3 separate regions of the Mus musculus genome follow, and regions 1 and 2 are each linked to region 3. Evidence: chromatin loops called from intact Hi-C (ENCODE). Cell type or tissue: left cerebral cortex. All regions are shown on one strand. Each heading gives the region's core, and the rest is flanking DNA. Links, peaks and the distances in the headings are about the cores only.

The links. A loop is a pair of places that touch in the nucleus more often than their neighbours do. Peaks named below come from ENCODE experiments on the same cell type or tissue, not always from the same donor. Only the 100,000 strongest peaks of a DNase experiment are listed, where the experiment ranks them.
Region 1: a loop joins it to region 3, with 4 times the contacts of the local background. A loop is called at or near these places in 7 of 42 quality-filtered maps.
Region 2: a loop joins it to region 3, with 9 times the contacts of the local background. A loop is called at or near these places in 6 of 42 quality-filtered maps.

The regions. Positions count from the first base shown.
Region 1 is chr1:168,190,651-168,198,332 of GRCm38, forward strand. It overlaps Pbx1 (pre B cell leukemia homeobox 1), which reads right to left. Exons shown (of 9, transcript NM_183355.3): 5 at 5,098-5,233; 6 at 628-787. Among named protein-coding and RNA genes, the nearest start is that of Gm51671, 150 kb to the right of the region's middle. In left cerebral cortex, for the core only: no CTCF peak of the experiment used is centred there; a DNase peak (open chromatin) is centred at 2,902; H3K27ac peaks cover 503 bases.
Region 2 is chr1:168,423,571-168,431,252 of GRCm38, forward strand. Pbx1 (pre B cell leukemia homeobox 1) reads right to left here. Exons shown (of 9, transcript NM_183355.3): 2 at 4,299-4,372. Among named protein-coding and RNA genes, the nearest start is that of Pbx1, 4.8 kb to the right of the region's middle. In left cerebral cortex, for the core only: no CTCF peak of the experiment used is centred there; DNase peaks (open chromatin) are centred at 1,965, 2,930, 3,441, 3,631 and 1 more place; H3K4me3 peaks cover 2,500 bases; H3K27ac peaks cover 2,500 bases.
Region 3 is chr1:167,939,138-167,946,819 of GRCm38, forward strand. No RefSeq gene overlaps it. Among named protein-coding and RNA genes, the nearest start is that of Lmx1a, 250 kb to the left of the region's middle. In left cerebral cortex, for the core only: CTCF peaks have their summits at 2,993 (motif pointing right) and 3,863 (motif pointing left); DNase peaks (open chromatin) are centred at 3,116 and 4,218; H3K4me3 peaks cover 386 bases.

The DNA.
Region 1 (7,682 bases), core at 1,882-4,381, 250 kb after region 3:
ATGCATGTTCACGGAAAAAAATCTTAGACCCAGGGCACATGATTGAGGTTCCAGTATGAACACTAGAATTGGAAAAGTTTGGCTTAATAGCTTGTAATTTTTCCTGATAGTTTACATAAGGAAAACCAATTAAAGAAAACGATAAGGAATAATATCTCTAATCAGCTTCTAGGAAATACTGTAGCCTGGCCCTGGAGATTGGAATTTGCCAATGAGACCTTTGCTAGAAGAATATTCCTGCCCAGGAGGCACGCCAGCACATGACCCAGACACAATGGGGACAGCAAGATAAACAAGGATGAAAACATCATAGGAAAATCCAAAGGAACTGCCTACATGTTAAATTTGATCAGTGATTCTAGAGGTCTCATTAAATCCAAACAATATACCTCCATTTTAAGTTAAACATATGCATTGCAATGCAAACTTGCAGACAGCCCCACCTTAAAAAGCACACTGTCCTTTGGATATAAAAAGATAAAAAACCTGAATTGTCACTGACAACAAATGATAATTGCAGTATAAATCGATGAGTCAAAACGCATACGCATCAAAACAAAATCTCAAAGTAGGGAAAACGAATACACAAATGGAGAATAATCCCCCCAAATCAAAGAGGAAACTAACCCGCTGAGTTGGGAGTAGAGGGCGAGTTAGCTTGGCTTCCATGGGCTGACACATTGGTGGCTGTGACAGCCGTTTTGGCAGCATAAATATTGGCTTCCTCTTGAAATTTACCTATGTTCTTCTTGTACCGGATTCGCTTATTTCCAAACCAGTTTGATACCTAGAGCAGCAGGAGAGAAGAAGGGAGAATTAGCTCTTCAGCTATCAGAAGACGTGGAGAAAGAGAAGGGTCCCCGAAGGGATCGAGAGATAGGGCAGGATAGTGTGATCTCACCCTCGAGGAAGCAAAAGTAAGATCTTAAAGAGGACCAACTACCTACTGTGGGCTTGCTAAAATTCCACAAGACCACTGTGAATACGATGCCCCTGTGCAAGACTTGCTCACCAATGCTAGGATTCCCGATTTAGAACAAGTATTTTAAATCTTTAAATAAATCTACATTTATTTATGACATTTAAATAAATGTATTAAGAGAAATGCTTGTTCTTATTTATTTATTTATTTATTTATTTATTTATTTATTTATTTATTTAGAGACAGGGTTTCTCTGTGTAGCCCTGGCTGTCCTGGAACTCACTTTGTAGACCAGGCTGGCCTTGAACTCAGAAATCTGCCTGCCTCTGCCTCCCAAGTGCTGGGATTAAAGGCTGGTGCCACCACTGCCCAGTATGCTTGTTCTTTTTAAAGCAATGCTAACACTGACACTGTGCAATCAAAATGCACAGACCTTTAAAATGTCCACATAAATCTATAACAACATATGGATGCTTCCATGCATTCATTAATTCAGAATTTTAGAAGTTAAATGACCTTAATATGGACTTTTGAGTCTTAACTGTATTGTGCCGTACAAAGCTTGATCTTATGTATGAAAAAAAAGACCAAACAACTGACTCATACAGCTAATTATTACTTTGAATTCCTGCTTTTAAATGTTCAAAGCCAATGAACACGATAAACCTAATTTACTTCCTTTTGTTAATTTATTTCCTTCCTGTGGCTCACAGCAGCTGTCTTGGCTCCAGTTGGTACTTCTTCTTCATCTATACAGAGACTCTTACCAGGAAGGAGTCAGGACATACACTGACATTTACCCCAGGGGTCTTGCCTTGGGGAGGGATGTCTAAAGCACCCTATGTTCTAGCGGTGATTCTGGACAATACTGTTGTGGCTTTTATTTAGTTACACAACAAGCTATGAAAACAGAACTGGGAAGAACAAATTGACCCCACATATAACACACATCACTTATAACTCCCACTCTACCCTTCATCAACAATGGCAGATAAAGAAAATGTAAGGTTACCAAAAAAACAAAAAAACAAAAACAAAAAACAAAAAAACAAAAAAAAAACAAAAAAACAAAAAAAACAAAAAACTACACTTAGTTTTGAATGCATTCAACAAAGCTAAAACTTCAAAGGCCTCGCTATCCTTCAAAGGCCTATGTGGCTGACACAATAGCAGAAATGCCAAGCCTTTGTTACAAAAATCAAACTGTACCAGTGCAATATTAGTAAACAAGAGAGAACAAAATTCAATAATAAACTGCTTTATTTGTTGCAAATGCAGAGAAACAGAGTTAAACTGGGGGAGGAGGTGTGCCTCTGAGCTCGGTTCAGGACGACGCCACGTCTAACTGCACTTTGAAATTCAAATTTCTCTTGATCTAAGTTTCACCGTGCATATGAATCAATCATAATTATCACTGGTTATTGATTTATATGTGCAACAGGGAGGGAGGGAAAAGGTAGGTACGTGTTTCAAAAGTAACTGGAAAAAAGACAGAAAAGATGAAGGTAATTTAGGGGACCCTTCCAGGAAGAAAGGGAATGACCCAGGTCCATTTCTAGTAGCTGTATGTGGACAAACAAGAAAGGAAGATGTGGTGGGGGAGGGACTGCAGGAAGGATTTCCTGTTTAAATGAGAAGAGACTTGATTTGGGAATATGTTAGATAGGTCATGGCACTTCCTATAGTGTCTACATAGCAGTATCTTCTACCTCAGATAATACGTAGAGTTCACATTTCATTAATTAATACTCAACTGTCATAGACTAAAGGCCTAATATGAGACGGGCTCTAGGGATGCATACGGATGAAGTAGCATGAGTCAGACAACAGAGAAAGAATAATAGGTTTTTCTGGGGACTGTTTGATTTACATCTCAAACATGTTATGTTTCAAGAGCCTATGGGCAGAGCCACGGCAAAATCCAGTGGGAAGTAAGATACATGAGTTTAGTGTTCCGGGACAAAAGCCCCATCTGGATATTCAAATGGAGTTACATTTGTAGCTGTGAGTGTGTAGAACGGTGCTTTTCCGAGTTAAGCATTCACAGATGGCTCGTGAGAGCTGATTCCAGAACCTGCTTGCAAAGATTTAGATACAGAGCTGGTATAAGACACAAGAGTCCATATTTCTCATAGGTCACAGGTGACGTGCTGGTGGTATTACTGATGCTGCTGATGCTGCTTTCTGAGGACCACACTCAGAGCAGCACTCATAGGGGTGCAGGGCTCTTTGGGGAGCATGGGGAGAAGACAGTTATCAGAGGCATTTCAGATGGATTCAGGTATATGAGCCTATTTTTGTTGGGGGTCACGGGAGAAACCAAGAGCTTTTTAGCACATGTTAAAAAAAATTGTGACTGGAAAAAAAAAAAAAGGTGAGCAAGGTCCACTGGCTGGAGCATGGACTGATGAAAGCTAAGGAAAGAAAAAACAGTTGTAGGGTGGAGGGTGGAAGGGAGAGGGAGAGGGAGAGGGAGAGGGAGAGGGAGAGGGAGGAGAGGGAGAGAGGGGACTTCAAAGGACTGAATGGGGCTGGCCCAGGGGAAGAGAGGAAATGCAATAGTAGTACTAAGAAATAGAGGATGGCTGACAGCTCCCATGAGGTGAATATTAAAAAGGGTGGCTAGTGAACTTCTACCACATGAGGAAACTTAAGAAAAATAGTATACATCACTAAATATGAGAAACATAGACAGCTTTAACATGTATCTTCCAACCAGCCATGCTTGGTAAATGGTATAATAAAGACTCTCCAAAAGTAAGAGTTCTCTAGAATCCCACATTGACCCTTGCCAAAAAAATGAGCCCCCAGCCTATTAGTCTATGAATAGCATCATGCTGTTTCTCAGCAGATTTTGCCTCACAATGTGGAGCAGCTTAGCCTACCTGTTGTAATTGTTACTGTGATGGTGGTGGTGATGGGGTGTGTGTTGGGGGTCGGGGGAGGCAAGAATTGCATGGCCTTGGAATAGATAGGAAACAGATGAAAGGAGACACAGCATATAAATAATTCTTTTAATGAACAAAGTATTCAGCACTTGGCTTTCCACCATGAAGGAGGTAGAGGTTGCTAGAGCTAATGCCAGTATCGTTAGCTACAACCTGACTCCAGAAGGCTTCTTCCTCATTTCTAGATAAATTTAAAATCTGGAATTATGGACTTTGCCTTGAGTCCATGGAGTAGTTTAGAGGACGCTACCATGGGAATTTACTGAGGTGTGTGGTTCCCGACGTAAACTCACTCGTCAGATCCACCACCAGGAGCAAGGAACATCATGTCTTCCCGTTATATAGACAAGAAATCTAAACCTAGACTGAAATGGGAACAGTTCTAGAAAAACAGGAGACTGGACTAGTTGAGTCTGACTACTGAGGTTCTTTCTTTAAGCGATGTGACTGGAAAGGACCTTCAGCTAGGTCACAGAGCCACTGAAGGCCCATATGCATGCTGCCTTACCTAAGTGGGTGTTTCCAAAGACAGTCACTACTGTAAGGAAGTCTTCTTCTCAAATCCAGGGGAGTATGTAATTTTTCTTATACTTTTTTTCTAGGCTAAAGTAGGGGCTCAATACTGCTTCTTTTTTTATTTTTTATTTTTTTATTCTGCTCATGTTAAGAGATTCCATGTGCATACAACTATTGCATCATGCATCTTTCCACGTCAGTGGAGACCTGTTATAGTGAATGCATTCTGGAGGAAGGGACACTCAGTGCCATTCCAATGGAACCAGTGGCATTCTCAATTCCTTCTCCAAATCAGTTATTCCTTGTAGAGTCAGAACACTAAGAGAAAGCATTGACATCCCTTTCATTCAAGTAGTTTGGGTCACCAACTCTTATTAAAGTTCCTGGTTTTGGAGAAAAAAAAAAACTGCTACGGAATTAGAAGGAACGGCACGGAACGTGCGGGTATTATATAATAAACACTTCCATCCAGGAGGAGCCTGTCTCTCTTTGCACACTGTATTCTAAATTTTCTCTTCCTTTGGTTGTTTCCCTTGGTTGGGCTTTTAAACTCACCTGAAAACTGTCTCACAAGTACTAAGAGCTTACCTTCCTCTTTCAAGGCTCTCCCTGGTGGATCTTACAAGGCCCGAAGGCCCAAGAAAAACCTCCAAGACCCCCCTGAGGCTCCATCAGGCAAGGCCACAAGCTGGCTCTTCAAGGGTTTCTCACCTGGGAGACTGTGATGCCGCACTTCTTGGCTAACTCCTCTTTGGCTTCCTCACTGGGGTAAGGGTTGCTGAGATGGGAATAGAAATATTCATTCAGAATTTCTGTGGCTTGCTTGTTGAAATTCCGTCTCTTCCGCCTTCAGAACAAGAAAGGGAAAGAGATGAGAAAGAAGGTCAAATTAGGCAAACGGAGAGCAGGCTGGCTTCTAGAAGAAGAGACAGCTTTGAACAAAGGTTGAGTTCAAGTTAATCTGCAAAAGGGCCAAATGCCCAAACTTCTAAGCACATTTGCTCTGTAGTTCGAATGAAGGGGAGAAGAGAATTAAATACATCTGTACATTCAGGGCACCTTGGGTTTAAATCCTAGACCAGCTAGATACCAACTGGGTGGTGACTGAATGTCACCTAAGCATCAGTTTCTTCAACTGAATGTATAGAGTTCCAAGGTAGTGTACAAGGACCATGTACAAGAAGGACTCAGAAGAGTATTTAGCACCAGACAAAAGCCAAACTCAGTGGCTGCATTCCAGGCCCTTCCTACATGAGCAGGAACGAGTCGTTTATTCCACCTGTGACGTAGCTGGAGCTATTCTTATCCACACATCATTTTTTTGTTAGTTAGTTTGTTTGTTTTGTTTTTCAAGACAGGTTTCTCTGTGTACCCCTGGCTGTCCTGGAACTCAGTCTGTAGACCAGGCTGGCCTCGAACTCAGAGATCCACCTGCCTCTGCCTCCAAAGTGTTAGGATTAAGACATGCGCCATCACTCTCACCACCTCCACTGCCACTGTTACCACAGCCTGGCCCTATTCTAAGATTAAATACTGTGTTCTAAGTCACTCAGCAGGTATGGTATGGAGATAGTTCAGGTCTGCCTGGCATACAACTCAGCTTCTTGCTTCTATACAAACTGTGACACAGAGATTCTGTTAAGCCCCGAATTAAAACTAAGTTATCATTTTCTCTCTATTCTATCCCCATGCAAATGCATCCAACATTTTAAAAAGTCATCTGGGCAAGAGGTCAGGAAACTGACTGGAATTAACCCCTGACTGCCTGATCTCCCTGAACAGACAGAGAAAGGTTATTTTGCAGCAGGAGAAGCCGCTAAATGGTAAAACAAAGGCTCACAGAATTCTTCCTCATACACAGGTTGCCAAAAAGAAGACCATTTTTCTCTTCATAAAAGCATTTTTCTGCCTTTAAAAAACACAGGGGTGCTAATTGAACAAATCTCAAGTGAGAATTACTTTATTGCTTCCTCAATGCTAAGGCCTGTGGGTGGTGGGAAGGTCTCAAAGAGGCCTCTAGGCTCTGTATAGGCCTGGTTTTTTTCCTTGAAGTGGGGGAAGCCTTCCTTTTTAAATTCTCTCTAATAGCACATTTACCTGCCTTGCTTTCTGTCCAAGTTATTCCTCAAGGAAAAGAATTCCAGAACATCTCTGGTTATATCAGGATAGAAACTTCCAAATTTAGCCAACAGAAAGCACCGGTGGCCTTGCTAGACTGGAAATTTAGCTAATATTGTATTTTCAGGGTCCCTCTTGCATTAATTAACACAATAAAGTACCTGATTTTACCGGATGAACACCATCTGCCCATAGGTATCAACTACATATGTCTGGGCTACGGCAAGCTCAAGTCACTCTCCCAAACCATGCTGAGTTTCTGGGTCATCCAGCATCAGAAATTGGACAGATTGGATTTAAAAGCCCAGAGAAAAAAAGAGAGGCTTGTGTGGAAAGTTCTTGCTTAATGGAAATTCAAGGGAGATAGCCTAGTGGTCAACACACCCTCTGGGTTTGCCTTCAAAGAACCTTTTGCTGGTTTTCCTACAGATAGTTGTTTGGGGTCTGGGGAACTGGACCAGGAACCACCTCTGTCTCTAGGAGAACCCCCAGTCCTTCAGCCCATTATCTGCAATTAGCATTACAGAGTATTTTTTGGGAGTCTTCCAATTGAGCTCAAAGGAAACCTCTCTGGAATGAGCTAGTGGTGTGGGGAGGGTGCAGACAGCTGTTGCTGGCTCTCTTGGCATCCAGGATATGATCTACCCTAGGTGGTCTCATCTACTCCAACGGACTCGCTTATCACTTCGCTCAGTAGCTGTCTTAATCTGTCTCTGAAATCCCATGGTCAGGACTTTTAAAAAATGTAGTGAAAATAACGTGTGTCTGAGGGTTAAGGCTGAGAGATGAGACAACTGGACAACTGCCTTCCTTGCTTTAGCATTCCTGACTTGTAGATTAATGTTTGTGATCGCCAGCCAATTAGAGCAGTGATCACTGTGGTGTGTGTGTGTGTGTGTGTGTGTGTGTGTGTGTGTGTGTGTGTATACAATTTGTATAGTGTGTAGGCAGGCTGTCCGCATATGTCTGTGCACCATGTATATGCACTGCTAGAAGGTGTCAGACCTGTTACAGACAGTTATAAGTGTAGAAGTGGTGCTTAGACTCAGTCCTATAGAAGAGCACCAAGTTTTTAAAATTGCTTTGCTATTTCTCCCCACCAGGATCTTGGCTTTTGATGTAAGAAAACATGGATGCTCATGGACTATCACCGCATTTTAAAGACAGAAGCCTGTCTG
Region 2 (7,682 bases), core at 1,882-4,381, 480 kb after region 3:
CGACACTCTCTCAGAGTCACACTGATGGTCTACAGCACGTGTGCCTCACTTGGAAAGCCAGTATCTCGTGAGGGAGGGATGGTTGCTGCTCCTTCCTCTCCTTAGCCCATTCTCCCTGGCATGCAGCCTGAAAGGACCAAATTCTCCACTCCTTAGATGTCTTTTCAAAAAAAACAAAAATTAATAAAAGGTTTTGCAGTTGCCAGGCCTTGAAGGCTAGCATCTCCAATACTCCCACCCAGCTCGGAAAGGGACCCGGTCGGAGGCCTTTCCAGACTGTCTACAGCTATTTCAGTCCAGTTCTGCTCAAGGAGCAAGGTCACTTGTGTCTTTTGAAGTCACACACAGCTTCCTTCCACAGTCAGTCCTCTCTCTCTCTCTCTCTCTCTCTCTCTCTCTCTCTCACACACACACACACACACACACACACACACACACACACACACACCTCTCTAGCTCTTCCTGGGGCAGGGAGAGAAGGAAGTGTCCCATCCTATAACTGCTGTGGTAGTGGCATGCAGGATGGAGAAGGGTGGGAGTGAAAAGAGAAATAAGGGGAAGGGTAAAAAGCCAATCGGCAGCACCACGATGGGGGTGTTAATTGGATACAGACAGACAGAGAGACAAAAGAGGATTAAAAAGGGGGGGGATCGGTTTTTAAACCCTCCTCCAATTATTTGATTGAACTCAAGAGCAGATTACACTTGGTATAAACTTAGCTGAGGAGTGCCAGAGAAAGCTATTAGGTGCTAAAATTCAAATTCACTCACAATTGCAGCTTGCTCCCAGGTGTCTCGGACTCCTCTCTTTAGTAAATAAGGCTCTCTTTTCACCTTTCCTGACTTTTAAACTTATGATTTTTTTTTTTTTGGACAGAGAAGTGTAAACATTTTTTAAAAAGAAAAATTTTAAGTATTTATTAAATATTGCAGATCTTTTTTCCTCCTTCAGAAAATCAACATGTTTGACTTTTTTCTCCTATTCTTCAGTCCCAAGAAACCCATTTTCCAGCCCACGTAGACACAGGCAAAATGCAGCCTATCGCTAACATGTAAAAGGACAAGTGACAGTTCTTTAAAAGGAAATTTGATTGTAAATGACCCAAATTCTGTATTTAAAGCAGCTATGGTCCCAGACTGACGATACAGCTGGAAGGCACATCTGTAAAGTTTGTTGCCGTGGCTCTCAACAGGGTCTGCATGAGGCTGAGCGCAAGCTGTAACCTGAATATTTTGTTGGCATTTTATTTTTTACCTTAGCGTTTATATTTTAAAAGCATAAAGTATCAAAATAAACACTTCCCCACACTCAAAAGCAAAACACTCAAGTTCATCTACTTTTCAAAAATCCCAAAGTAATTTCTGACTTAAATACCCATCAATCAACTATAATTCAGTCCGTGCAGCCTGCCTTAGGTATCATGCACGTGTTTTTTGTTTTTGTTTTTTAAATACCAAAAAGGTTGATCAGGCATCTCTGTAAGTTTTCCTATTTACCTCAATCTTCCAACTAAATCAATAAAACCCAAGAAACAAAAGCAGCAGCAAGCCAACACAACACACCACACACACACACACACACACACACACACACACACACACACACACACACACACCCCAGCTCCTGGCCAGAGTACACAGATCTGCTCTACCCTGAATGGCCTCAGCAAGGCCACTTGTTCAGTGCTGTGGGCCTTGATAGTCCCAATAAGAAAAGTTCCAGGACAGCACAGAAGCATGTGACCTGGTCTTTTAGACCACCTTTTTTTTTTTACTAGTTTTGGAAAAAGAGAGGGAAACAGACAGACAGACAGACAGACAGACAGACAGAAACGGGCACTGAAATGAAAGACTTGTGCAACTTTCCAGACACTTTGCATTCATTACCCCAGGGCATCAAAGGCATGAAGATACACAGGCAGCCCAGATCCTGAACACAGAAATCACACGGTTCTTAGTAATAAAAGCTGATTTTAAACACAGTACTGTCTGCTCTACCACTGACACCTCCGTCTGTTCCCTCTCTCCAGCCTCCCAACACTCAACTGGAAGAATAAAAGCGAGTTCCTGCTCCCCCGAGTCAGGAATCCTCTCCATAGAATCTTGTTTTGTACCCCTCTTCACACAGGAACCATCACTAATTACATTACTTCATAAGCTATCCTTTAAGGCATCCTGTATCAATAACACATAAAACTTCAAATAATATTATTTTTAAGACTCCAACCATATTCATATTGACAATAATTTAAAAAAACAACAACAACAACCAACAAACAGATTAATATCTTCCAACCATAAGAACATCATTTTGGCCAATTCGACAATTTCTCCCCACTTCCACCCCACCCCCGGCACCGTAGCCAATATTAATCATGGGCGAAGTCTTCACTGCGCACCTGAATCGGACCTCTTTTCACAGCCACCCACTTTGATCTACACTACCTCAGCAGGTTTTAATTAGGAGATGAGAATTGAACACTTGGGCCATGATGTACAAGTCGGTGACCTCAGTGGTACCCTTCCCAATAAAAATACAGAATACAGTATCTTTAAAGAGAAACTCTCCTTCTGTCCCTTTAGTTCCGATTCCTTCTTATTGTGACTCTACATTTCATGAACCGAGATTAGAAAACAAAACAAAACTCCAACTTGATGAGAAACAAAACCCGCCATTCAAAGTGAATAACCACAGAAGACTTCAAACGAGAAGGAAAATTAGGAGAGAAGGAGACACATAGGCACACGAGCCCCCGGCTTCCTTCTCTGAGCTAATAGAAAGAAGGAAAGAAAGAAAATAACAAGACAAAATAACAAGAAAAACCTAAGAGGCACACTGAGGAAGAGCTCCTTTGATATCGGTATGCACAATCAATACATCTCTCAAAAGGCGCCTCTCATGGCTAAAACGACGCAATTATCAGCTCTGCAATAAGGTTAGGTCCTGGCACAGGCACCTGGATGATTCAGAGGTCTGGGAAGCCTGTCTCAGGTGCTTTGTCTGCGTGTTCCATCCCCTACAAGCACCATCCAACAAAGGAACTATTTACTAATTTCACAGACATTTGAAAGACCTGAGTAATTGCATATTCAATCAACAGTGACCCCTTGAAAAGATTCTTTTTTTTCTTAACAGAGAAATCCAGAGAGACATTTAGAGAGACCTTTAAAAGGAGAGACGTAAGGAAAGCCACCTTCCGCAGCCTCCCCCCTTCCCATGTGTAACTATCAATGTATATCAACCGAGCATGCAATCATATCTATTGTCACTTTCATTTATGTCATGCCCTTGCTTATATGGTTTAGATATGAATTATTGACTGTTATACACCTTGTTGTAAAAAATAAATAAATATACGGGATGGCAGGTACTTTGCCCGGCTTTAAAGTGGGCGAGAAAGTCAGAGACCAGCAGCCGCTCCCTGTCTGCATGCACCCCCCCAGTCCCTCTTTATGCCCTGGCGTTAGATCGCCTTCCCCACCCTTTCTTCTTACAAGGGAGCGATTTAACCCACTTTGGAAAATTAAGGACCAAGATAAAGAAACAAGAGGACAGTTGCTAAGTGGCCTTTCTCCGCACATCTGTTGTTTAAGAACACCTCTGATTGATGACTGCGATTTTTTAATTGTTGCTTTAAAATTTAAATGCCCTCCTGGGATGTGTTATAAGTGTGTTAGTCTATGATATGAGGCTCAGAAAGTAGCAAAACAAGAGAGGGAATGATCTCTGGATAACATAGTGCCCTAAATCTAAAGAGGGTCGGTCCCTGCTAGAAAAACCAGAGGCCATTCAAAAGCCCGTTCACCTAATATTGAATTGGACATTCCACAAAGGTATTCCAAGACACTCTTTTGAGAACCTCAAGTTGGTGACTCTGTGTAAATACAAAGAACAAAGTGGCCAAAAAAGAAAGGAAACAACAGCTTAGCTCTTACTCCCCTGCCCAACAGCAGGGGTGAGAGATGGGGGTCAGTCATTGTAGACAAAAATCTATTTCTTCAGGAAATGGATTTTTACATTTGTATTTTTCCCCCAAAGGCATATCATTCTATAAATTTCCCGTCCAAACCTCTGCCTTAGCCCCAATTTCAAAAAGAGTTGGGGCCAGATTTAAAGACAACATACTGCTTGAAAGCGGCTGTCAAAGCTGTTTCCCTTTAGAGAAAGCAGCCATGGACTTCCCTGGTAGCGCTTGCATTCTAAAACACTAAGGTCCCAAGAACAGCAGAGGAGCTGCAGGCTCAGCGGGTTTAACTAGCCAAAGAAAAAGGCCCAAAGGTTGGAGTTTTCATTCCTACCTGTTTTTTCTTTGATTTCACACAACACATTAAACAAGGCAGGCTTCATTCTGTGGCAGTTTAAAGCATGTTTTCTGCAAGAAAAAACAAAACAAAAACAAAAAACAAACACAACAGCTTAGGTGGACACTCAAGATCAAACTGATAAGGTACAGAGGGGACCTCAACACTTAGCCAAAAAAAAAAAAAAAATATACACCAAGCCTAACTCTATGGCATGCTTCAGTTGTTTTTATGACTTAATATACAAAGTCCCACCATAGCAAAAGAAGCAATGGTAATTAGCAGTGAGGGTAGGGATTTAACTACAGAGCAGAAATAACCTAAATTATGCCCATTAGGGAAAGGGTTTTTCTTTTCATCTTTCTTTCTTTCTCCCCTCCACCCCTTAGTAAGTGGTTAAAACCAAAGTGGAATTCTTCAACCAAGAATCCTACCCAAGACAATGAATGCATCAAGGCCAAATGCCTAGGTTAACAGTTCTGTATAATCTCTGTAAGGGCCATAGCCTAGGAGCTGTGCCTCTCCCTCTGTGTGTCTGTGTGTGCGCGTGTGTTTTCAAATTTAATTCATCCATGTGTTCGAATTCATTCTGCAGACGCCCTGTCTTCTCATAAACATAAGATGCTTGAAAGGTCTTGTGAGTAGAACTGTCAATTTATAAAATTTCAGTCCCCAAGTTAAAGAGTATGGAAATGCATTGCCAGGGGGCAAACATACCCAGATGGGGAATAAATTCATTTCTCTGTGTTCACATTATGGCTCTTGTGCGCACACGGCTTATTTGCAGGTGTTGAAATTCAATTATTTACAATTAGGACCTTGCACCCACTGGGGAAAAAATAAATACAATTTTGCCTTTTAGATTAGTGATTTACCTGTGGTTGTGCATGTTTGTACTGGGAATGCACTTGAGGGACAGAACAATGCCCTTCCTTCTAGTTTACTATAGACTCACTTAGCAGAATGATATTGTTTTGGAAACAAAATACTGATGTTATCAGCTACTAGCTAAGGGAATTCTGTTTACTAACTAAATGTATGTGTAAAGATAAGCAGAAACCCCCGGGCACTCAAAACACATTCAATTCTTTTTCAATCAGTTTTAAAGTTAAAAAACAAAACAAACCAAAAGAAAAAACAAAACAAAACAAAACAAAAAAAAACAAAAAAACAAAAAAAAACAAAAACAAAACCCCACATCCTCCAGAGAGGCAGGGATCGCATCACAAACATGCTCTGTACAATTGTAACAGGGGAATAGTAAACTCGAAATTCAAACCGTACATACACACAGCATCTAAAATAGTTATGGCTTACTTTCTGAATTAACAAATATGCACTTCAAATGTAGAACTAGTAAGAAAGAAAAAGAGCTTAATAGTCTAAGTAGTTACATTTTTTCAAGAAAAAAAAAAGGTGGGGGGTTAGCAACCTAGTTCTCAGAAGGGGTTAAAAAACAGAATGTTCAATGTATTTAAGATCTTTTCTGGGTCTTTAAAAATACTTCCCACTAGTCTTTTTTTTTTTTTTTTTTTTTCACACACAGGCCCAAATGCAAAGAATTGGCAGCTCATCTAGAAGCTTTGCCTCCCCACGCTACACAAATGGGGTTAGAGAGAGACAACTGGATTTTTCCCCATCCCCAAACTGCATCTGATCTTTCTCAGCATCTAGGCCATTAAAGGGGATACCCGCTGAGAAGAGTTTGTCGTCAGTTTCACAAAAAAGAGAGAGCAGAAAAGTAGTGAGGACCCACGTTCACTGGCCTCTTCCACTTCAAGAACTTGTGATCAAGCCAGTTGATCAGTGGTGTCTGAGTGTATTTTTCTGGAACAATGTTATGGAGGAATCTGTTCCAATTCAAGAGAGAGTTGCCAGTGGGGAGCCTCTCGTTTGTCATACCCATTAGCTTTTCTTCAGATAATAACATTGGAAAAGAGGACCAATTAATTTTTCAAAAAATCTCCCCCCCCCCATTAAAAGCATGAAAATAGTTGGGGGGGGGTCCTTAACAGTCTCGAGTTTTTCAGGCATCCTAAGCCTTAGCATTTCAGTTTACATGTTCCATGTGTTCGCAGCTAAAATGAATGTAATTCATAGCATGCGTGCTCTTAGCTGCTTCCTCTTACTTTCTCAAGGCTGTGTTTCTCTTACATAAAATCCACATTACTTGTTAACCATATAACTAAGTCACATAAGGTTTAGTCACTCTGTAATATGTTTAAAAGAATTCCAAAGCAAAATAAAAAAGTACTCAGAGATTTAACAGAGCTGAGCAATTGTGTGGACATATGTGGCCATTAGATTTTTTTTTTTTAAATCCTTCCTAACTGAGTTGGGCCTTGGGCAAGCTGTTAGTGGCTTTGCCACTTAACCTGTGTTTTCATTTTGAAAGAGGACTTGCTGTAAAAAATCCTAAAGTGGAGAACTATGTATACCTGGTGGTGGTTCAGTTAAGGAAGTCCCAGTTTCATAATTATGTTTCTTCATACCCTGCCCTACTGAAATACAAATGAAGCCACCAGTTTCCATTTCAATTTAGGAGTACTCTTAGTGATCCTGGAAGAGGCATGGGGTAGAAAATATGGTTGGTATTTGTTCCCACCCCTTTATAAAGGACCACACATAGGCGCCTCTGTCCTGTGAGAACAGCAAGTCAAATAAGAGACAATAAAGTTAAACTAAAAATCGGAGTCTCTTAAAACTAACAAACAGCCCTCAAAAGCAAAATTGTCTTTCCTTTCTTCCCATTTCCTTTTTCTAAAAACAGAATGGAGTGATGGCAAGGTATTTTCTTAGTATCTGACATCTACTAACACAGAGCTACCTTGCTTTTTGTGTTTGTTTGTTTGTTTATTTTGAGTGGGGAGTGAGGAAAAAAAGACCAAATAATTATTATTATTATTATTATTATTATTACGGAAGGGTAAGTGAAGAAGAAAAAAAAATCAAACTTGCTGAATTAGCTTAGGAGTCAGCGGGATCTGCAAATAAAGTGTTCTTGGGACATTTTTTTTTATTTTGTCATGTTCCGAAGTCCCTCAACTACCGAAGGCATGGAATGCGGCTCGGAACTTGACAATTCTGCCTCCTTCATACACTTTTTTAAAGCTGTAAAAAAGTGCCGAGGGCCGCTTTCGGATTAGTTGGCAGTATTTTCGGCGTGGCTGCGTGTTTTTGTGCATTCATACAAATACCTCTAACAGACACACTCGCACAACATCTATCTACACACAGCCATATCTCAGCACGGGCGATCACACTTTCGATAACAACGCTTCTTTAAATTTTACTCCTCCGCCATAGAGTTGTTTGTCAAAATGAGAAAAGAAACAACATTTTAGAAGAAAGCGCTGTGGTGATTCGGTTCCCATTGTTTCC
Region 3 (7,682 bases), core at 1,796-4,295:
CCCAGAGGAGGAGCTCATCTAATATAACATTCGCTCAATTTCAGGGACTTCAAAGAAACCTTGATCCATCAGAATGGTGCGTGCAGTCTGCAGTCTAGAAGATCCTGGATGTTCTCATATCACCTCATGCTGTAGGAAGAGTGGCCACGAGTGTCTGCTTTGGAGAAGGCCTTGGATAAGTGGCGAAGAAAGGCCTGAAAAATCCAAAGGGCAAGAGATGTAGAGGGCAGGAGTCTACAATGCTATGGCAGAAGTTAAAGAGGAGAAAGTATGCACTCTAGCAGTGGCGAATACCACCACGGGCAGAGCCTTGAAGGCCTGGCATTGTGTGCCCACCCGAGCTCAAGGACAAAGGCTTCACAGGCAGAAGATGCGGAATGGAGGGGAATCATGAGTAGGGTACCCTGGCAGTTAGAAAAGGCACAGTGGACAGGAGTCGCCATTGGGGGGTACACTGGGCAGAGTCTCCCTTGAATCAGTCATTTTTTTGTATTTTTTTCCAGGATAGCAGCTAGGATGAGGTAGGGACCCAGAATTCAGTTGGGGAAGATGATGAACATTTACGGCCTTTCTGACTCTGTTTAACAAAGACCATATTCTCTTCATGGGTAACTCTCTATGGTTAGCCACCCTTGTTAAACAATTTTCAGGAGTTAGGCTCACAGTGTGGAAGCTATCTGCAGCGCCCAAGCAAACATCTGGTCTCGGATCACCACGCTTAGTTTTAATAGCATGTTGTCTCAGTTGGGTGTGGTTTTGTTTTTTATTGGACACAGTGTTTAGAACTAAGAACCAGGGCTTATGCTTTAAAGACCTACAGGAAAAAAAAAAGTCCCTAAGACTTCTATACTTTAGCAACTGAGGACAACTCAGTCTGGAGAACCCAAAGCCCAGAGCTAAAGCCATCAGCTCCATGGTCATCATTCCTGGTTTTAAGGACTATTCTTTGCCCTCTTGTGTTGCTGCGGTAAAATCTAAGAGACACTGTCCAGAGCTCCACCTGGTACCCCGGCTACCCTATCATTCTGACGCTCCAAGAATCCCCGTTTTCTTTTGGCCACCCTTGTGTTCTCTGAGATGCCTTGTCTGCCATTTCAAGATGGGATCACTGTCCTTTGGAAACAGCACAACCATTACTGTCTTAAAACCAAAGCAGCTTTGAGTACCCACACCAGCCCTCACATTGGGCCTATTAGCTTTGCCCTGTGAAAGGGAAAAGAAACTCAAAAGCCTCATGAAGTGCTCACTAGACTCTGTGAGATAGGAATACTCTCTTCACCTGAAATACCTAAGTGGTTAACAGTTTCTGGCGAATGGAGATATTCCTAGGTGGAGTAGCTGCCCATAAATTTCTCATGATCCTGTAGGTAACTCTAATAAAGTTATTATTATTACCAAATTGGACTTGGATGAAATGATTTCTTTGGTCTGGCATTGGTGGACTATGTGGAGTGAATACATATTTGTTCATGTATCCCAAGGAAAATAACACATTGTCCACACAGAAGGACACGAAGATAGCACAGCTTCAGGTCACAGAGAACATCTGGTTAAGAGACTCTTATGCTCCCAGGAGGGTCCAGGTCACCGGGGAATCTGCCAGGTTCTGTCCTCTGGGATCTTCAGGAACTTGTGATGTTTTGTTTCCTGTTAGCTTCTGTGGCTAGGCTTCGTGTGGCTAGGCTGGTAGATATCCTAAGATGCAGTGAGCAGTTCAGGAGACCCCGTTCTGTCCCCACCAACTTTGTTCATGAATGCCTTTTTTTGCGAAAGGTCAGTGTTCAACGAACCTAGAAACAATTCTTTGCTTTACCGGATATTTTTTACTGTTTCATTTTTAAAACATCATGGCCATCACCGTCGTCATCATCATTATTATTGTGTGTTGAACACGCAGAGGTCAGAAGACGACTTCGTGAGGTCAGTTTGGTTTTCTCTTTCCATCTTTATTTACATGGAATATAGGGCACAAACTAGGATTGGCAGGTTTGTGCTGCATGCATCTTTACCCACTGAGCAGCCTGGCCAATGTTTAATCATAACAATAAAGACAACAGCTACAGTAGCAGCAGCAAAAACAACAACAGCAACAATAGCAACATCAACAAAAATAACAACAGCAGCAGCAGCAACAACAATAACACCAACAGCAGCAGCAACAACAATAACACCAACAGCAGCAACAACAACAACAACACCAACAGTAGCAACAACAAGGACGACAACAACAAAATAACAGCAACAGCAGCAGCAGCAACAACAACAAGTGCCCCACAGCAGCAAAACCAGCCGTACCTTCAATACCAGGACAGATGGTCCTTGACTTATGATGTCTCGTGTATGAGGGCTGAACTTTACAGCATTGTAAAAGTGATGTGAATTCAGCAGAAAGCATGCTTCACATTTCAAATTTTTGATCAATTCCTTGGCTAGTGACAGGCATCATGACCCCGTCTCCAGGTTGGACAGTGTCAGTCAGCCGCAGCTCCCAGTCAGCCAGAGCATCAGCAGCATCGTGAGGAAAAACAACTGACAATGCTCAGGCAGTTGCTAAGCTGTGACATTTGGCAGTTAGGATTAAATGCACTCTGACTTCTGGCATTCTCACTATGATGTATCTATCGGCTCGGCCAGCACCTCTGAATGGTACCATCCCAACTGGTGCATTAATGCCTGTCCTTTTTCTAGCTTATCTGTCATTAGAGTCAAGGAACTTTATGTTCTAGGATACTCAGATCTGGATATTCACATACTTAAATACAGATTGCCTTGCTTTATCTAATTGACTAATTTAAATTTTTATTTTGTTTTAAAAATCACTTCCTTTGTATTTTTTTTGTAATAAGTACTTTTGTTGACTATTTCAAAATTACACAAATAGATACAATATGTTGAATACAAATAGCAAAAAGGAGTAGAATGTGACTGACACAGGGTGGTTAAGAGACATTTAAGGCTCAAGCGATTGATGCAATTTCACAAGAAATCCACTGGATGGCGCAAGAATCTCATGCAAATACGTCAGGGGTGGCTACTAGAGAATTCCATTTCTCTCACATTAAATCAAAAGTGATACAAATTGTTGTAAAAGGTGTGCATCTCCCCCACATCCTCACAAGGGATTGTATTTTTCTCCTTTTTTTTTTTGGCCTGTGTGTTGGCAAGGCACTAGTCTCCTGTATTCACGGTCAGAGCCGGCCCCTGAGTCTGTTTTCCCTAAGGTTCAATGCCAAGCCTTCAGACGTGGCCAGTTGCGCGGGGAAAATGACTGCTTTAGCTTTGGTAAAAATCTGAGGAGCAGAATTTTGAAGAATGAGAATTAAAGCTGTACTCCACACTGTGTTGAAGTTTGCCATACCAGCGTTACCGGCTCTGGGACAAACAGCACTGTCTTCTCCCCAGCGTAAAACACAGCATTAATATTAACATGGAGAAAGGGCCAAGCAAGAGAAACTGCATTGATGCTTTTATTCATTTATTTATCAGAGCAAAACTATTTTGTGTATGTGTATATGTGTTTGGTCATGTATATATGTATTCCGTGTGTGTGTGTGTGTGTGTGTGTGTGTGTGTAGGTCAGAGGTTAATGTCCAGTAGCTTCCTCAGTTACTCCCTTTGATGTCTTGTTTTGTTTGTTTTCATGGTGAATAATGTGTAGTTAAGATCAATAGCTGTTTGGAGTGTAGCTCAGTGCATGGGGCCCTGGGTTCAATCCCTAGCACCTCTAACTACAAGTCTATCTTTGGGGCTGGAAAGAAACTTCAGTGGTTACTATTGCATCCTGCTCATACAGAGGACCCAAGTTCAATCCCCAGCTATCAACCACCTGTGACCCCAGCTCCAGGAATCTAGTGCCCTCTTCTGGCCTCTGTGAGTGCCTGTGATCAATTGTGTAAACAGGTGGACACCACATAATTAAAATAAACCTTTGTTTTTTTAAGTAAAGAATTATCCGCGGGATTTAACTGGATTTCAGTGGAGCTGGAACTCCATTTAAGTGCTCCCAGATTTGTTGGCAATAGCTAGAGGACCATAATCAGGAGTCAGACGGACTTGTGCCTTCTTCTCCCCGCCAGCCTGATTGATTCTGGTTATTCCAACATAGAATTTCTTCCCAGCCTGGGGCTTATTGGCCTTGGCACCTATGACGAACAAAGTGTGTCATTGTCTTTGTCTGACATGGCTGACTTGGCAGTCAGGGGAAACTGGATGACGACATAGTGGTCGAGTTTGTTTTTCCTGGACATACTCTTGCCAAGGGCATTTGGACCACATCCAGAGTGGCCCTGCCTTGGGCTGCCAGAAAGTGGGTGACATGTACCCCTTCTCTTTTTTGTGACTGTGGACGTCTTTCTGCACCACTTTCTCGATCACGAGAGACTTTGGCTCGGAAGCTTTTGGTCTTCACTTTCATGGTTGTATTGGTCTCCACCTTAGTTTTGAGGCAGGGTCTCCCACTAAGCTTGCCAATTCCCCAACACTGCTGAGCTCGCCAGCCCCAGGGACTCCTCATGTCTGATGCCTCTGCTCTGCCCAACTGTGTATGCTTCTGAGAATCGAACTCTGGTCCCTATGCCTTTAGGGCAAGCACTTTAGCAACTGGGTCGTCTCCCAGCCTGGAAAAGTTATTTTATTTTATTTTATTTTATTTTATTTTATTTTATTTCATTTTATTATTCAGAGCATCTTCCAGATCTTAACATACTGTAGAGGCCTCAGCTGCCCGAGGTCAGGCAAGGGAAGGAGCCCTCACAATTGAAATCTGTCTCTTTTGTGTCTCACACAGCTCCTCGCCTAGGTTTCTATCCACATTTATAAGTGTGAAATGAGTGCGCAGAGCAGTTTCTGAGGTTTATTGGAAGAAACGGAGGCTGTGTAAAAAGCACAGACTGGGAACATGATGCAAAGTGGGAAGAAGCAGCTACGGTTCAAGGTCCTGGGTTCCTCAGGCTGGGGAGGCAGAGAGGCCCAGGGCAGAGACAAAATACTTGGGAAGCTCGAGGCTCCGCTCACGACCAGGTGGACCGCTCATCGTGGTGGATGCTGAAATGTTTACTATACAAACAAACACCCAAATTTGCTTTTATTTTATTTTCTAATTTCATCTGTTGCGATGCTTCACACTGCACACTTTGCTTAGAGCAGGTTAATTGCAGGATTACAAGGATGTGCGGAGGCCAGGGATTGATTATGCATGGCTCAAGCCTCCTTTGCTAAAGGAAGGTCATTTCATAATCTAAAACCATCAGCCCCTGCTGTTCCCCAAGAACTGTACCAGTTCCATTCCAAAGGTTTGCCTGCTTTAGACATAGGAAGTAGCCAAAGAAGCCCCACCCACAGAAGCTAGAGACCAGAGGTAATCAGCAGCTTCCACAGACATAGAACACCACTAAGTGTCTCCCTCATTCTTTCTTTTCTCCCAGGCTAGGATCTACCCAGCTAGCTCATGGTTGAAACCAGCTTGAAATTGACTGGCTTTTGTAAGGTTTTTGCACTTTGTTGTAGCTTCCATGTCTTTATCTCCAAGGAGCTTTTGGCAATGTCTGGGGGCACTCTGACACACATTTGTCAATAATGAAATAGGTAGGACACTATTGGCATTGAGTGGGCCAAGTCCGCGGGTGCTGCTTCGGAAGCCATATGCAAAACAGCCCTGAAACAAGAAAATATGAAGAGGAGAAGAGGTTGGAATGCTCAGTGGTCAAGAGTACTGAGGCTCTTCCAGAGGTCCTGAGTTCAATTCTCAGCAAACACATGGTTGCTCACAACCATCTAAAATGTGATCTGATGCTCTCTTTTGGCATGTAGGTATACATGCAGATAGAGAACTTATACATAAAATGAATAAATAATAAATGAATAAATCTTTAAAAGGGGGTACCTGGAGAGGTGGCTCAGTGGTTAAAAGCATACTGTCTGCTCTTCCAGATGTCTTGAGTTGAATTCCCAGCAACCACATGGTAGCTCACAACCATGGGATCTGATGTCTTCTTCCAGTGTGTCTGAAGACAGAGACAGTATACTCATGTACATAAAATAAATAAATCCTTTGGAAAACAAAGAAAAGAAAATACTCGGCTCAGATATCAACAGTAAGGAACATTAGAAACCCTGGTTTGACTGGAACACGGTCAGGTTTATTTCTGTACTGTATCTAGCTTCTACAATATGCCATGACAATGATATTAAGCAGCTAAGACCAAAATACTCTGGTCTCCAAATCCTGTCATATTTTCTGCCTGCCCCTATCTGACAGAAGTGCTATGGTCCCCGAGACCTAAAACATTTCTGTCTGTCCCAGGAAAATGTTTCTGATTTGAATCGAGAGCATCCTTTAAGAACTTCACACAAACAAGAAAAAGAGTATTCTGAAAATGTGTCTCGCTATATCAAATATCCCTCAGCAATCCGTTGTTTCTACCACATCTGGTGTTGTATTTTAGTTCCATGGCTTTCCCATTACCCCTCTATCATATCTTTTTTATTCTAAAGCCTCTTCCAGGCACTGAGCTAAGCCTGCTGCCATTAGAAGGCTGTGTGTTTCCTACTCCTTGGGGGGCCTGTAGCCCAGAGGGGGAGGCGGATATTAATTAAACCATCACCCTAATGAATGTATGATGACAAACCATGATCAGAACTCAGAGGCGGGAGACAGCTCTGATGACAGTTGACTGGGGCTCCGGGCATATGGAAGTTAAGTAGACTAAGACTGTGTGAATGTGTTTGTGGTGTGTGTGTGTGTGTGTGTGTGTGTGTGTGTGTGTGTGTGTGTGAGCTGAATATGTGTATGGGGAGGAGTGGGGGGTTAGCTTGGGGAAGAGGTGGCTCTGTGAGTCCGGCAACCTGGAGGAGAGTGGAACACTGGCGGATGAAGGATCCAGCGATGTGCTAGTGGGAAGTTGGTGAGGACCCAAGAAAAACCACGCAAGCCAGATGGTGTGCTGAGTCTTATCCTAAGAACGTCAAAGCAGAGAGAAGCCACTGAAGGATCTGGGAGGAGACTTGATCAGATTTGCATATGAAGTTCCTAGATTGTCAGACAAGGGAGAAAAAGTTGAGCTCGTTAAAAACTGAGCTATTTTGAAAACAAGTTAGCTGATTGATTAACTTTTAAAGACCCAATTAAGCTTTTGTGTCATCGTTTCCCGCCTTTATACCTGACAGAGTTTGAAAAGGGGCCACGTTCAAATATGATCGTCTTCCTTTTCAAAGAAGCAGGTTTCTGAGCAGAGGTGCAGCTGGAATTTACCCGACTGCGATTTCTAAGGTCATATTTCCTTTGAAGATCAGTTGAATATTTATGTGTGTGTGTAGAGGTGTTGGTTTTTGATGTTGCTAACATTTCCAATTCTCATGGTGAGTTCAAACTTCTCTAAGACTTTTAAAACATGCTTGCCAAAGAACCAGAATCGATAGCTCACCAAATAAATTCTCTGTGATGTCGACCATTTTTTCCTGTGCATATTGTGTTTTTTTTTAAAAAAAAAAAACAATTTTAATTTTCCTCTTCTCTCCTCTGCATGGTGGATCGTAGCTATTGCATTATGTTTTATTACTGTCTGGAACTTGTCTTTTATCAGTAAGGCCTTTGAAGATTCAAGTCCCAACCTTTCTTTGTGAATAAACTCAACCCAATACTCCACTGTGTGGGTTGTGAATTGGTATTTGTTACCTTGAACTTG